Linked DNA regions of Homo sapiens: region 2 is linked to region 1. A link is a loop called in an ENCODE intact Hi-C map of the cell type or tissue named here. Cell type or tissue: heart right ventricle. All regions are shown on one strand.

Evidence for each region. Hi-C counts contacts between places; a loop is a spot of excess contacts. Peaks named below come from ENCODE experiments on the same cell type or tissue, not always from the same donor. Only the 100,000 strongest peaks of a DNase experiment are listed, where the experiment ranks them.
Region 2: it touches region 1 in a loop (3-fold over the local background); 9 of 110 quality-filtered maps call a loop at or near these places.

Annotation. Positions count from the first base shown.
Region 1 is chr12:132,599,351-132,601,850 of GRCh38, reverse strand. It overlaps LOC105370094 (a long non-coding RNA gene), which reads right to left. Exons shown (of 3, transcript XR_001749425.2): 2 at 534-1,784; 3 at 63-254. Among named protein-coding and RNA genes, the nearest start is that of LRCOL1, 10 kb to the left of the region's middle. RefSeq lists enhancers at 1-384, 385-920. In heart right ventricle, CTCF peaks have their summits at 1,042 and 1,241 (motif pointing left); a DNase peak (open chromatin) is centred at 1,250; H3K4me3 peaks cover 1,032 bases; H3K27ac peaks cover 1,060 bases; H3K27me3 peaks cover 670 bases.
Region 2 is chr12:132,496,081-132,498,580 of GRCh38, reverse strand. All of the region lies in intron 1 of FBRSL1 (fibrosin like 1), which reads right to left. Among named protein-coding and RNA genes, the nearest start is that of FBRSL1, 7.2 kb to the right of the region's middle. In heart right ventricle, no CTCF peak of the experiment used is centred here; no DNase peak of the experiment used is centred here.

The sequences.
Region 1 (2,500 bases):
GTGGGCGACAGACACAGCCTCCATCACGCGATTCCCATAAGAAGTCAAAACAAACCTCCATCCTGATTAGAAGCTGCTGAGAACTGAATTTTCCACGCATACCTCTACCTGTCTGAAGCCGTCCCACACCCCAGTGTCTAGATCCGGAATCTTCAAACAGGATTGCCCAATGCCAGCAGGACACGTCGGAGACACCATCAGGCTCCTACCTTCATGTTGATGTCAGATGGGTGAGCCCAGCACGGGGGCCATCCCTATGTGGGTGAGCTGAGGTTTGCAGGCTGTCCCCACAGAGGTGAGCCAGGGCTCGGGGGCCGACCCCACGGGGGTGAGCCAGGGAGTGGGGGCCGACCCCATGGGGGTGAGCCAGGGAGTGGGGACCGACCCCACGGGGGCGAGCCAGGGCTCGGGGGCCGTCCTCACGGGGGTGACCCAGGGAATGGGGGCCGTCCCCATGGAAGTGAGCCATGGCGCGGGGCCCATTCCCACGGGGGTGAGCCCAGCAACACCAGGGAAAAGCTTCCTCAACTCACCTTCCCCACAGGTAGCTCCCGGCTGCTTGGCGCTCCTCCTCCCGCAGAGATACCGGAAGCACACGGGGGCCGTGCCGAGTAGGGACAGGTCTTGACCCAGTACAGTGAAAAGATCTTATTTTCCCAAACTTCACAGAAACATCAACCGTGTGTTTGTCAGAGTCAGTTGGCGGCAGACGCCACACCAACATGGGGACAGGGGCGTCTACGGTGAGGGGTTGTGCGCTGGTTCCAGGAGGAGCAAAGTGAGCCCAGCAGGCAGCCCCCAGGGTGGATGCAGAAGGGGTTCCCTGCCTGGCGCTCGGGAGACGGTGGGGCCACAGCCACTGATTTGGAGAAGCTCTCTGGGTTGAGGCCGGGGGCCCACAGCGGGGCCAGCAGCACTGTGCGCTAGAGGGAAGCACCTCTGGGTCTACGCGGCCAGGGGAGCCACTGAACCGGGAAGCCCCCGCTGCACCCACCCATGGCAGAGGGGCTGCCGGTGGGCAGTTCCAGAACCATCTATCAGTGTGAGGCTGCCGGCCCCAGGATACCGATGATCCCCCCATCTGTCCAAACCCCTCGAATCCTGTTTGTTGTCATGTTGGGTCAACTTCACTATGAATTTGGAAGTCTAAGAAAATTACAAAACGAAACAACATCGTGAAAGGGCGTCAGACGCCACCGCTTCTGAGTGCGCCTGTCCGTTCCTTCCACATGGGCGCCCTCTCCCGGCCTCTGCCTGGCTGTTCCTTCCGCATGGGCCCCCTCTCCCGGCCGCTGCCTGGCCAGAGTGTGGCCAGGGTCCGCCCCTGCTCCTCAGGGACACAGCCTTGCTGTGGACTGATCGTGTCCTCGCATTCATGGGTTCAGGCCCTGAGCCTCAGCGTGACGGGACTGGAGTGGGGTTCTGGGAGGTGACTGAGGTTTTGATGAGGCCGTGAGGGGCCTTACGAGAAGGGAATTCACGCCCTTGTAATAAGAGGCTCCAGGTGACCATGGTGGTAAACAGTCACGCACTGTGAGAAAAAAGAGACAACAGAGCCGAGCGTGCCAGCTCCCCCTGCCCTGCCATGCCCACCTGCCGGGGGAGGACGCCCTGGGAAGGCAGCTGCCTGCAACCCAGAGGGGGGCCCTCATGGAGCTTGTCCTGCTGGCACCCGGATCTCAATGTCATTATTTTAGCTGCTGGGTGTGTGGTGTTCCGCACGGCAGTCCAAGAAGGCTGAGACGATCCTTGTAGCGAAATCCTGAGAAACCGTTGCTTCCACCCTAACAGTGAGAACAAGCCAGATACGCCGCAACGTGATCGTTGTTATTTTGACCACTCATCCTCAAGTTCTAACAAAATGATAATTTTTAAAAGACAGAACAGAATAGGTAAACATAACCCATCAAACTTGAAAGCATCTGGAAGAAGTGTGGCTCCCAGCACTTCGGGAGGCTGAGGTAGGAGGACTGCTTGAGCCCAGGGGTTTGAGACCACCTTTGGCAACATACCAAGATTCCATCTCTACAAAAAATACAAAACTTAGCTGGGTGTGGTGGTGCATGCTTGTGGTCCCAGCTACTAGGGAGGCTGAGGCAGGAGGATCACTTGAGTCCAGGAGGTCGAGGCTGCAGTGAGCTGTGATTGCATCACTGCCCTCCAGCCTGGGCAACAGAGCAGGAACTTGTCTGAAAAGAAAGGGCCGGGCGTGGTGGCTCATGTCTGTAATCCCAACACTTTGGGAGGCCGAGGTGGGCGGATCACAAGGTCAGGAGATGGAGACCATCCTGGCTAACACAGTGAAACTCCATCTCTACTAAAAATACAAAAACAAAATTAGCTGGGCATGGTGGCGGGCGCCTGTAGTCCCAGCTACTCAGGAGGTTGAGGTGGGAGAATGGTGTGAACCCGGGAGGCAGAGGTTGCAGTGAGCCGAGATCACGCCACTGCACTCCAGCCTGGGCGACAGAAGGAGACTCCATCTCAAAAAAAAAAAAAA
Region 2 (2,500 bases), 100 kb after region 1:
CCATGACCCACATCCCCACATGGGGGTGGTGGGGGCAGCCCAGGACAGGTGTGTGGGGATGGCCCATCCTCCTCATTTCCCTGGAGGGTCTGTAGGATGAGAGTGGAGGGCTAGGGGCCGGGAGGGGTCGGCAGCCACAGATCCACTCTGCTGCGGTCCTCGACAGCCTGTAGCTCAGCCTCCAGCCGGGATTGGCCAGAAGGTGTCTGACAGGCAGGTAGCTGCTGCGGCGCCTCTGCAAGGGTGGCTGGGGGCCTGTGGGTCCCGCAGGCCTCCCCACTGGAACATTCCGACTGCTGTCACATCCCAACACAGCCCCCGGCCCCATGCCCCCGACACAGGCCTCACTGTGAGCGAGGGGCCCGGAGAGAGACCCACACCCACACAGGGGGCACGTAGCTGTGGGGCTTGACAGATCTGGACGGCCGGCTTTCCCTGCCAGCCACCTCCCCAGGCTCCCAAAGAAACAGCAGGCACCCTCCCCAGAGGCCCTGTGGGCCAGCTCTCCCGGGGTGCAGCCAGCCAGGCTGTGACGGGCCCCCCAGCTCTCCCAGGGGTGCAGGCCAGGCTCAGCAATGGGCCTCCCAGCTGCTGCCACACGACCACTTCAGATGCCATACACTCCTGGGGTGGGGCCGGGGAGGACACCAGGCCCGAGGGGTCTCTAGGGGAGGCACATGCGTGGCACAAACACACACATCGCACGCCACAAGCCCTGGCCCTCCCTCAGGGACCTGGGGGCTGCTTACATGCTCACCCTTCTTTAGGGACAAATGGCTTTGTCATGGGCCACATGGCGGGAGTCAGGGCCTGACCCCGGGCCACTAAGAAGGGTTAGATCCCCAGCCCGGGGTTGCCTCAGCAGGTGTGAGGCGGCGCCCTAGGGGTCCCGAGGCCCAGAGCCTGGATTCTAGCCTGGGGCCACTCACTCAGCTCATCTGGACAGGGGCAGGAGGCCTGGGGGCACTGAAGGGTGGTCAGGCCCGTGGGCTCCTGAAAGCAGGAGCTGAGGCCAGAGGGGGTCCTGGTGCCATCTGGGTAGGGGAGTATGGAGGGGGAGTCCGGAGGGAGGGGGCAGCCTGGGACACAGGGGTCACTCAGGGACTCCTGGAGACTCAGGTGGGCTGGGCTCCTCCCGTGGCTGCCTCTGACTCAGGGCAGCCAGACTGGGTCTGCCCTGGGACCTTGGGCCAGCTCTGTGGTCCTCCTACTTAGAGGGCCCTCCTGAGCCAGCCAGGCCACCCCGGGCTCCTCTCCCCCAGCCTCCACTCCTAGCGAGGTGGTCCCATGACCTCTCCCTCATTACCCGTGTCCCCACCCCAAACCATGCTGACTTGGGGTCTCTAACTGGTCACCAGTAAATGGGCTGGAGTGCTGGGACCCGAGTATTCTGTCCAGGTGCTGAGAAAGTGATAAATTCTTATGCCATTTTGACGTTACAGAAAAAAATGAAAAGTTCCCAACCAAAATGCAGCAAAACCAGCGGAAGCAAGACTACCAGACTAACTTTACTAGAAACAGGGTGGCAAAAATCCGAACCGTCGGCAAACAACCCGAAATGAGACTCCACCAACACGGCCCGCCAGGGCCACGTCCGGAGTTCACGGACAGCCTGACAGCAACACAGGACACCGCAGGGCCTGGGAAGGAAGCGCGGGGCAGCGGCACAAGCTGGGTGAGCAGGGCCACCCCTACCCGATGCTGGACCAGAGACGCGCCCCGCGCAACACAGGACACCGCAGGGCCTGGGAAGGAAGCGCGGGGCGGCGGCACAAGCTGGGTGAGCAGGGTCACCCCTACCTGATGCTGGACCAGAGATGCGTCCCGTGCAAGACAGAGCGCCCATCAGAATGTGGGGAAACAGGGAAGGAGGGAGGGACACAGATACCCACAAACAGCAACACCAATCCTCACGCTCTGGACACACTCACAAATCCAGCGCAGCCGCAGGGAAGCAGCAACGTCACAGCCATGTGCAGACGCCAGCAGGGCCAATGACAACCCCCTAAGAGTCCCCTAGAAACTGCCTGTGCTGAGGAGGGAATCCAACAAAGTACCCAGGTAGAGATGTCAGGTGGGAAGACAAACAGCAACAACCAGCCAGAAAACACAGTGAAACGAGGCTTCCAGAGTGACAAAAACACAAGCCCGGGTAAATACGCAACACGGGCCCCTCGGCAGGGAACAGACCCTCACAACCATCAGGAGCCTTAAAACTGCCAGCCACAGACAGCAGGGCCAGTTCTGGGCACTTCTCTTTCTCCAGAGAAGCAATCACACAAAGGCGGGATATGGCGGACGTCTGGCGACAGACCTCCCCGTAAGGACAGCTGGGGCACGAGAGCCTAGTGGGGAAGGAGGGTCTAGTGTGGGTCTGACTCCCTGCTGCAGGACTGTGCGGTGACTCACAGGGACCCCGGGAGACCCCTCCAGGCAAAGGGCAGCCGGCACCAGGCCCCAAACGCGAAGGTGCGCAGCACGTGCGGAGGTGCAGGCACGC